Regions from separate parts of the Homo sapiens genome. Here region 2 is linked to region 1. Evidence: read pairs that join two places in POLR2A ChIA-PET (ENCODE). Cell type or tissue: HCT116. All regions are shown on one strand. Links, peaks and the distances in the headings refer to the core of each region. The heading gives the core; the rest is flanking DNA. Region 1 overlaps LOC102723831 (a long non-coding RNA gene). Region 2 overlaps MTHFD1L (methylenetetrahydrofolate dehydrogenase (NADP+ dependent) 1 like).

Region 1 (5,377 bases), core at 108-5,107:
TAGACGCTCTGGATGTGAGGTACTATGATGAAAGCCAAAAATCAGGGCATGGTGGCTCACGCCTGTAATCCCAACACTTTGAGAGACCAAGGCGAGCAGATCATCTGAGGTCAGGAGTTCAAGACCAGCCTGCCCAACATGGCAAAACCCCACCTCTACTAAAAAAAATACAAAAAATTAGCCAGGCGTGGTGGCAGGCACCTGTAATCCCAGCTACTTGGGCGGCTGAGGCAGGAGAATCACTTGAACCTGGGAGGCAGAGGTTGCAATGAGCTGAGATCGCACCACTGCCCTCCAGCCTGGGCCACAAGAGTGAAACTCCAAAAAAAAAAAAAAAAAGCCAAAAAACAAAAAACAACTCCCCCGATGATTCTGATGTGAATGAAATCAGGGTAAGACCCTACATTGTCTAGAGGTTTGATGGTAGATCCTGGGACAGTGAAACTTATCTACTTCTATTTTTCTTCTTTTGAAACAAGGTCTCGCTATGTTGCCCAGGCTGGACTCAAACTCCTGGGCTCAAGCGATCCTCCGAATTCAGCCTCCAGAATAGCTGGAATTAGAGGTGTAAGCCACCACACCCAGTGCTACCTACCTCTATTTTCACCACAGACATAGAGTGTAAGTTCTCTTACTCACAAATGCCAGCCATTGGTCATGAGGAAAATCAAGCTCATCTTTATTCCTGAAAATCCATTTTCTTAGTCAGCTGGCGCTGCCATGAAAAAATACCACAGGCTGGGTGGCTTAAACTACAGTCATTTATTTCTCATAATTCTAGGGGCTGGGAAGTCTAAGACCAAGGTGCTGGCCTATATGGTTCCTGGTGAAGGTTCTCTTTTGGCTTGCAGATGGCCCCGTCCCTTTGTTTCCTCACGTGGAGAGGAAGAGAGGGAGAGAGAGACCAAGCTGTCTTGTGTCTCTTCTTATAAGGGCACTAATCCCATCATGAGCGCCCCACCTTCACGTCTGCATCTAAACCTAATTATTAACACCTCACAAACGCCCATCTCCAAATGCCATCACATTCCACATTGGGGGTTAGAAATTTTAGGAATATAAATTTGGGGAGGGCAGAACTCAAACCATAACACCAACTCCAAGAGCAGGCTTTGCTAAGTAAAGGTTGGTTGTGCTTTAGAGCTCTAACAGTTCTGGGAGGTCATTGTGAAACAGGCCTATTGTCACTTGTTGAAGGTTGTGCAACTCCTAGTGGCTGAACCATCAGATTCCAAACTTCATTCTTTTCATTATATCAAATAAATGGCCTTGAAAGATCTGTAATGAGGACAAGAGTGACCAGTCAGAAAAGTGGCAAAGAAACCAGTAACAAAAGGGAATATGACAATTAAGTGCATAATAAATCGGGTAGGGCAGATAATGAAAAATAAACAAATAAAAGAAGAATGAATGAATGGGATTTAGGGCATGCATCGATTACTTAAAAAAGAGACTGAAAAGTCTGAGGGAATCTTTTGTGAAAATTAATGAAATAGGCCTAGCATTTTCTGACCCGTGTTTTATATGTGTGCAAGGCTCATGTTTACAGTTATTCTTGAACACTCCTTGCTCTACCCCACCCTCCCAAGTCTTTTGACCTCAGGAAAAATCAGTCTAAAGAGATTTTGTCATCTCCAGCTGTCCCAGTTGCCCATCAAATCCAGCCTTTGTTTCTCTTGCAGCCTCATTGTCTCTGATTGCAACTTTAACCCTGTCTTGAATTGTCTAAGAGGCTGGGGGCTGACAGCTGAATCCAAGTCTCAGACACACAGACTTTGACCTTTGCAGTCCACTGACCTGCAGAATACATCAGTTAATACACATAGGAAGAGATGCAAGAAAGAGCAACATGAAAGTGGGTAAAGGATTATCAAAGGAGGAGTAAAGAGACGGAGAGCAGAGAGGCTGAGCAAAGACATCTAGATTAATGATAAGGCGACCAAGGGACAGCTTTAATGCAGGCTGGGAAGGGTTCTGGAGGCAGTGTTAGCAGCCATTTCTTTTCCTTTTTCTTTTCTATTTTTCTAGCTAAGACTGAAGGAAAGGCGTTAAATACAATCTGGGGTGCAGTGGCTCACACCTGTAATCCCAGCACTTTGGGAGGCCGAGGTGGGCGGATCACCTGAGGTCAGGCGTTTGATACCAGCCTGGCCAATGAAACCTCGTCTCAACTAAAAATACAAAAAAAATTAGCCAGGCATGGTGGCGGGCGCCTGTAATCCCAGCTTCTTGGGAGGCTGAGGCAGGAGAATCACTTGAACCCAAGAGGCGGAGATTGCAGTGAGCCAAGATCATGCTACTGCACTCCAGCCTGGTTGACAGAGCAAGACTCCATCTCAGAAAAAAAATAAATAAATAAAATAAAAAATAAATAAATACAATCTGGAATTGAGATTAAATATAAGAAATAACTTTCAGAGAGAACTATTTATTTAATAAAGGAAAAGATTATTGACAAGGCTATGTAAGTCACCCTTACTGCATAATACTGAGGCATAATTATGATCAAGCCCTATCTAGAAGTTTGGCAGTCTCTTGGGCACTTCAAATGCATACATTACTTAATTTAATCTTTTTAGGAACTCCCTAAAGTGAATAGTATTACCCCCATTTTACGGAAAAGTAAACTGAGGCTCAAGGATGGTAAGGGACTTACCAGGGACCTATGCAGTGGGTGGCACAGCTGAGTTTAGGCCAATTTACATTGGACTCTAAAGCCAATGCTCTTGCCACTCGATCAGCAGGAACCATGGTCTTGAATCGCTTCAGACTAAGCCCAAGGAATGATCAAATCATCTTGGTGGGCTCCAAACCTGCCTTATCTCAGGGACTGGGTGAAAGGTAAGAGAAAGGAGGAGGGAGGAACTGAGAGTGACCTCACAGGGTGACGTCTCCTAGTACCGCCCCCAGCATAAAGCCAAGAAAAACTTTCATCAGTTTCCCTCAGAGTAAATCCCTTTGCATTTGAATTAATGATGTAAGAAGTCCAAGATCAGGGTGCCTGCCTATTTAGTTCCTCAGTGAGGGCAACTTCCCAGCTGCCAGAACTGTGAGAACTAAATGTCTGTTGTATGAGCCACCCAGTCTATAATATTTTGTTACAGCAGTCCCAGCAGACTAGGACAGTGATGTTCAGAGAAAAGAGGCCAGAGGCCTTGTCCCAGGCCATGAGGATACCACTGAGCTGAGGGAGGAAAGCTCCCACCAAGGTTTGAAATGCAAGAAAAAATGATGTCTGGCAGGGCGCAGTGGCTCACACCTGTAATCCCTGCACTTTGGGAGGCCAAGGCGGGAGGCCAAATGAACTCCTCACTTGAGGTCAGGAGTTTGAGACCAGCCTGGCCAACATGATGAAACCCTGTCTCTACTAAAAATATAAAAATTAGCCGGGCGTGGTGCCAGGTGCCTGTAATCCCAGCTACTCCGGAGGCTGAGGCAGGAGAATCGCTTGAACCTGGGAGGCAGAGGTTGCAGTGAGCTGAGATCATGCCACTGCACTCCAACCTGGGTGACAGAGTGAGATTCTGTCTCAGAAAAAGAAAGAGAGAAAGAGAGAAAGGAAGGAAGGAAGATGTCAGCAAAAATGTCAGAGAAAGGACCTCTGAAAAATTTCTCCTCTATGAAAATAATGAGAAAACTGGCAAAAAAGGGAAGAATCAACTTTTTTAGGGCTCTAGAAATTAATCAAATTCTGGCAGGAATTCAGGAAGTATGCATTCAAGAAAAATGGCTGAATCTCAGTAATTAGAGAAATTAGAAAATAGTTTGAGATGAGTGAAAATAAAAACACAGTATACCCAAACTTACGGGATGCAGCTAACCTGCTGCTTAGAGGGAAATTTATAGCTGTAAATGCCAATATTAATGAAGAAGAAAGAGCTAAAATCAATAATCTAAACTTTCACCTTAAGACACTGGAAAAGGAAGGGAAAACTAAACCCAAAAACAAGTAGAAGGAAGGATAGAATAAAGACTCTAATGGAAATAAGTGAAATACAGAATAGAAAAACAAGAGAGAAAATCAACAAAACAAAATGTTAATCTTTGGAAAGACCAACAAAATTGACAAAATATTAGCTAAACTAACCAAGAAAAAAAGAAGACTTGATTACTTCCGACTCTACAGAAATAAAAAAAAATTATGAGGGGATATTTTGAACAATTGTATGCAAACAAATCAGACAGCAGATATGAAATAGACAAATTTCTAAAGAGACACAAACTATGTAAACTGATCCAAGAAGAAATGGAAATCTGAAGAGACCTATCACAAAGAGATTGAAGTAATAGTAAAAACAAAAGCAAAAATAAAAAAAAAATACTTCCAACACATAAGAGCTCAAGATCAAATGTAAGAAAAGAAAGGATTAATAGACCAATGGAAGGATTGACCAATGGAAGGAAAAGGTGTTAGAATTTCAAGCCCTCAATTATCCCACCTTCCTGTTAAAAAAAAACACTGATGCTAAAAAATCACATAGCATAAATTATACCATCTTAGCCATTTTTAAGTGTGCAGTTTAATATTGTTAAGTGTATTCACATTGTTGTGAAACAGATCTCCCAGTCTTTTTCATCTTGCAAATTCAAAACTTTATACCCATTCAATAATAACTTCCCCTTTCCTCCTCCTCATCCTTTGGTACCCACCATTCTACTTTTTGTTTCTATAAATTTGATGACTACTTCATATTAGTGGAATCATACAGTATTCATCTTTTTGCGATTTGCTTATTTCACTTACCGTAATATTCTCAAAGTTCATCATGTTGCAGCATGTAACAGGATTTTCTTCCTTTTTTTTTGTTTTGCTTTGTTTTTGTTTTTGTTTTTGTTTTGAGACAAAGTTTCGCTATTGTTTTCCCAGGCTGGACTGCGATGGCGCAATCTCGGCTCACAGCAACCTCCACCTCCCGGGTTCAAGTGATTCTCCTGCCTCAGCCTCCCGAGTTAGCTGGGATTACAGGCGTGTGCCACCACGCCCAGCTAATTTTGTATTTTTAGTAGAGATGGGGTTTTTCCATGTTGGTCAGGCTGGTCTTGAACTCCCGACCTCAGGTGATCCGCCCACCTTGGCCTCTCAAAGTGCTGGGATTACCAGTGTGAGCTACCTACCGTGCCCAGCTGGATTGTCTTCCTTTCTAAGGCTGAATAATATTCCATTGTATGCATAGACCACATTTTGTTTCTCCAGTCATCCTTTGGTAGACGCTTGGATTGCTTTCACCTCTTGGGTACCATGAATAAATGCTGCTGTGAACATGGGTATGCAAATATCTTTTTGAGACTCCTCTTTCAATTCTTTTGGATGTATACCCAGAAGTGGAATTGCTGAATCATAATAGTGCTATTTTTAATTTTTTGAGAAGCTGCCTAC
Region 2 (5,377 bases), core at 202-5,201, 160 kb after region 1:
CAACTCCCCAATTTTCAGCTCTGGCCTCTCTCCTGAACTCCAAAATTGATTTCTAACTGTCTGATGGCCAACTTGGCAGGAAGTCAAATGTCAGCCTCGGTGCAGGGCACTCGCGGGTCAGTCACTTCACTGCCGTGCCGGTTTGAAGTCGTTTATCTCTCTGGGTCCATCCTTTCAGGTCCCCAGGACTCACCTGGACTCCTTGCTCACATCCCATCCCTTGTCAGTTCCGGCGACTTCCACTCCACTGCGTCTCCCGGCACACATGCCATCCTCTCCACTTCCAATGTTATTGCCCCCACTGGAAGCTCCTTATCAATGAGCCCCCAGGCTCACGCACAGACCTCTCCAGGCCTCCCGCCTCAGTCCCTGCCTCCCTCAGGAGGGCGCAGCCAGGGTGATGGGCCTGCAGTGTCTCAAATGCCCCAGTTTCACCCCAAGCCCCACTCCTTAGGCAGCATTCTTGGCCTACCCTGCCCACTGTGGTCTCTGCCGTATTTGAACATCTACTGCATTTAGCACTTACACCTTTCTCTTGGCAAAGGCTGCACTAATTGTACTTGCTTTAATTCTCCAGGTGTTTATGCCTTATTTATCCAAACATCCTGCTGCCTCTGGGGGGGTATGGCAGCAGGTTTTCACTCCCTTGTGATGTGTCTCAATGCTCAGCATGCACGGCCCTGTGAGTACATGCCGACTGACCTACTGAAAAGAAAAGCCAAGATGTTTAAAGTCCAGTTATTCCTGCGCAAAGATCCCATAAACCATAGTAGCCACAGAGCGCTAGAACTCTACCTCTTATCCCTGACTATGCTCCCAGGGTGAGTATGGGGAGTGATGAGCTAATCTATACAAAGCATTTGGAAGGTGTGCGACCTTTGCTAAGAACAGGTGATGGTGATGATGATGATGACGCAGCCTGAAATGAGAATGGCAGTGCATGGGCGGAAAATGTGGTCAAGCAGCTTCCACACTAAAGGCCATATGGCCCCACGATCCAATCTGGTGGGTGTGCTATCATACAAAATATATTTCATCTTTGTCCTTGGTTCCAGTCACAGGTTTCCTAAAACTCTTGAAATTTCTGATAGGGGTGATTTTGCTCTATTCATAAGGAGCTCCTTCAATAACACCTGAGCTTAAGGTAATGGAGTGACGGGGTGGGCCTCCAGCTAGCCTCAGGATGGAAAGACCAAGTAAGTAGAAGATTGGAGGGCTGGAACTTTCAGCCCCACCCATCAACCTCCAGGAAGGGTGGAGGGCGGGGAGTGGAGATTAAGCTCTACAAAAATCCTTGAACAAGACTTGATGAGTTTCTGGGTTGGTGAAGGCATCCTTGTGCCAGGAGGGAGGTGAACCCCAACTCCACAGACCATGCCCTATGCATCTCTTCATCTGGTGTTCATCTGTGTCTTCTATAATAAACTGGCACACATAAGCGTGTTGGGAAAAGCTCTCCTCAAACCGTGTTTTCCTCTGCTGTCGCACCACAACAGTCATCAACATAGAAGACTTCTGTGACCAAATGTGTATGGGGTTTCCCCATACACCAAGCAGCAGACACCAGGTGGGGTGGCTTCCAGTTCAGTTCCGACCCTGTCTACCCAGAGATAGTGTCAGATCCCACAGGGCCGAGTGCCCCCCACCATACCAGTCGCAAGTCTGGGCCTCTGGAACTTCTGACCAACTGGTTTCAAATTGGAGTTCCTAGGACTCCCCTCTTTGGGTTTGATTAATTTGCTGGAGCAGCTAACAGAACTAAAGGAAACACATGCTTAACATTTCCAGTTTATTATAAAGGATACTACAGGCCAGGCACGGTGGCTCACGCCTGTAATCCCAGCACTTTGGGAGGCCAAGGCGGGCGGGTCACCTAAGGTCAGGAGTTCAAGACCAGCCTGGCCAACATGGTGAAACCCCGTCTCTACAAAAATACAAAAACTAGCCAGGCATGATGGTGGATGCCTGTAATCCCAGCTACTCAGGAGGCTGAGGTGGGAGAGTCGCTTGAACCCAGGAGGCGGAGGTAGCAGGGAGCCAAGATCATGCCATTGTATTCCAGCCTGGGCAGCAGAGCGAGACTCTGTCTCAAACAAACAACAACAACAAAAAGATATTGCAAAGGACACATATGAAGAGGTGTGTAGGGCGAGGTATGGGGGAAGAGGTGCAGAACTTCCATGCCCGACCTGGGTGCCCTGCCTTCCAGGAAGCTCCACATGTCTGGCTATCTGGAATCCCCTTGAACCCTGTCCTCTTGGGTTTTTATGGACACTTCATGACATCCACATTCCTTCCCACAAGGTGTAGGGTGGGACCCTCTCATGGGAGGGTCTTAAGACTCACAATCAGAAATGGGGGAAACATTACAGTGCAAGGAGGGCAGGGAAGGTCAGAGGCCTGCCCCTGAGGCGTGACACCCCCAACATTATAACAAAAGGCTGTAAGAAGGTTTATGGGATTCAGGAACCAGGAACCATGGACGAAAATCAATATATATCATAACACCTCTGTAAATAAGTGTTTCTCTCAGTTCTGTGAGCCATCCTAGGAACTTAATTGAACCCAAGGAGGGGGCTCATGCGAACCCATTTTTTTTTTTTTTTTTTGAGATGGAGTCTCACTCTGTCTCCCAGGCTGGAGTGCAGTGGCAGGATCTCAACTCACTGCAACTTCCGCCTCCTGGGTTCAAGCGATTCTCCTGCCTCAGCCTCCCTAGTAGCTTGGCTTACAGGAGCCCGCCACCACACCCAGCTAATTTTTTTTTTTTTTTTTTTTTGAGACGGAGTCTCGCTGTCTTGCCCAGGCTGGAGTGCAGTGGCGCGATCTCCGCTCACTGCAAGCTCCGCCTCCCGGGTTCACGCCATTCTCCTGCCTCAGCCTCCTGAGTAGCTGGGACTACAGGCGTCTGCCACCACACCTGGCTAATTTTTTTGTATTTTTAGTAGAGACAGGGTTTCACTGTGTTAGCCAGGATGGTCTCAATCTCCTGACCTCGTGATCTGCCTGCCTCGGCCTCCCAAAGTGCCGGGATTACTGGCGTCAGCCACTGTGCCCGGCCTAATCTTTGTATTTTTAATAGAGATGGGGTTTCACCATGTTGGCCAGGCTGGTCTCGAACCTCCGACCTCAAGTGATCCACCTACCTTGGTCTCCCAAAGTGTTGGCATTACAGGCATGAGCCACCGTGCCCGGCTGTGAATGCGGTTTTTAGCCAGGCAGTCAGAGAAGTATGCATGGCCTGGATTTGCAATTAGTGCCTGAAGTGGGGCTGGTCTCATGGGACTGAGCCGTCAATCTGTGGGATCCGACACCATCTCCAGGTAGACAGTGTCAGGATTGAATTGAATAAGAGGACACCTGGTTGGTGTTTGTGAGAAATATTTGGTGTGTAAGGAAAAGCCCCCACACAGCCAGCCACAGAAGCGTGCTATTGTTGAGTGTGAAAGTACAAGGGAAAAACAGTTTGCTGTTTTGCTTTACAGTGGGATATTTGATCCGTAGGTCCATATCTAAGCACATGAATAGAATGTGTTTGGGCCTGGTTTTTTAGTCTTGCTGGTCAGTAACTGGTTCGACAAGAGAGACTAGCACATTGATCCCAAAAGAACTAGGCCAAGAGCAGATAGGATTTGTGGGCACTTGAGCCTCTTATTACCTCCTTAAAAGATGTACTTTTCTAGACTTCTTTGGAGCCTGGGATTCTAGTACTGGTGAGTTTCACTGGCAGCAGACTCCTTGAAGATTCCCTAGCCCTCTGCAGGGTTGGCAGGCCACTAGCACATTTAGTTGGCTCCTAGGGTATGTTCTACACTGGACTTCCCATTGTGGGAAGGCCAAGAGAACTGAAGACACAGTCTCTACTCTGGAGGTGGGAAGTGGGGGAGGTGGTAATTTAATTAACAGTAGATGGTGGGTGAGGCGACTTGGTAAGGTAAGAGGACACACAAAGGAAGTAACTGCAGTAAACCTTAGCTGGCGGCACAAGTGAAGAGGTGTGCTTGAAAGAGAAATGGAGTGTCTGGAGGTGGGTGAGTATATTCTGGTAGGTGTGACAAGGGCACCGTTCCTCCATCACCAGTCCTGGGAAAGGCATGTGCTATGGTTTGGCGCTGTATCCCCAGCCAAATCTCATGATGAATTATGATCTTCAGTGTTGGAGGAGGGGCCTGGTGGGAGGTGACTGGATCATGGGGGTGAATTTCCCCCTTGTTGTTCTCGTGATAGTGAGTTCTCATGAGATCTGGTTGTTTAAAAGTGTGTGGCACTGCCCCTTCACTCTCTCTCTTTCCTGCCGCCATGTGAAGATGTGCTTGCTTCCCCTTTGCCTTCCACCATGATTGTAAGTTTCCTGAGGCCTCCCCAGCCATGCTTCCCGTATAGCCTGTAAAACTGAGTCAATTAAACCTCTTTTCTTTATAAACTATCCAGTCTCAGGTAGTTCTTTACAGCAGTGTGAGAACAGACCAATACAGCATGGGATCCCAAGTAACTAGGCATTCAGAGAAGAAACACAGATATGTCTGGGAACTGGATGACGGAAGGTACAGGGAAGCACAGTAAGTAACTTTCATGGGTCCTACACTCTACAACATATTCTTGGGGTTGGAATGAGTCAAACAGGAGACTGATGTCTAGGATGGAATTGGCTCTTTTTGTTCCCAGCTGTAGGTCTCTTCCTTAACAGATCACGGTACCTTCATTACAAATGGCCTGGGAAGCGTACTTAATGCAGAAACCCCAGCAAATTCTTAGGGGTTAGTCATGCAGTTATACATTTTCATTCTGGGACTTCTAGGGGCTTAATAAAATCCCTTCATTGGATCATTTAATCCAACATAAATTATTTCCCTACACCTACTTTATACTTGCTCCCTGATTTTATACCAGTGAGTATAGCCTGATGTAATTAAACATTCTGAATTTTCAATGATACCCAGAGAAGAGTGTGATAACCAATTCTCTCAAAAGCAATTTACTGCAAATATTTTCATATACGGTAAGTCCTTACTTAACATTGTGGATAGGTTCTTGGAAACAGTGACTTTAAGCCAAACGAGGTACTGTGTGGCTGCATAACTTAACTCTTTTTCCTATCAATTAGACTATGGGAAAACTGGTTTCATATGCATCATGTCTTTTTGCTTAAAGTGGTAGTTTCCAAGAACCTATCAATGACATTAAGTGAGGACTTATTGTAATCTGATATCTGCGGGTGGATAATTTAAGGAACACATACATAGTTAAGCCTGTAAACTGCCGCGAGTTCCAGATATTATCCGTTATATTTCTCCACAATTACAATTCCAGTTTTGGGGTTTCTTTTTACTCATTAGATTTGAAAACCCAATTCCAGTTTTAAAGCTTGACCCTTTTC

What was found. ChIA-PET counts read pairs that join two places held together with the same protein. Peaks named below come from ENCODE experiments on the same cell type or tissue, not always from the same donor. Only the 100,000 strongest peaks of a DNase experiment are listed, where the experiment ranks them.
Region 2: POLR2A ChIA-PET joins it to region 1 with 7 read pairs; 3 of 35 experiments call an interaction of 5 or more read pairs at or near these places.

The regions. Positions count from the first base shown.
Region 1 is chr6:151,202,227-151,207,603 of GRCh38, reverse strand. The region is part of intron 1 of LOC102723831 (a long non-coding RNA gene); the gene reads left to right. Among named protein-coding and RNA genes, the nearest start is that of AKAP12, 35 kb to the left of the region's middle. In HCT116, for the core only: no CTCF peak of the experiment used is centred there; no DNase peak of the experiment used is centred there.
Region 2 is chr6:151,046,894-151,052,270 of GRCh38, reverse strand. All of the region lies in intron 26 of MTHFD1L (methylenetetrahydrofolate dehydrogenase (NADP+ dependent) 1 like), which reads right to left. Among named protein-coding and RNA genes, the nearest start is that of MIR12131, 53 kb to the left of the region's middle. In HCT116, for the core only: no CTCF peak of the experiment used is centred there; no DNase peak of the experiment used is centred there; H3K27ac peaks cover 4,280 bases.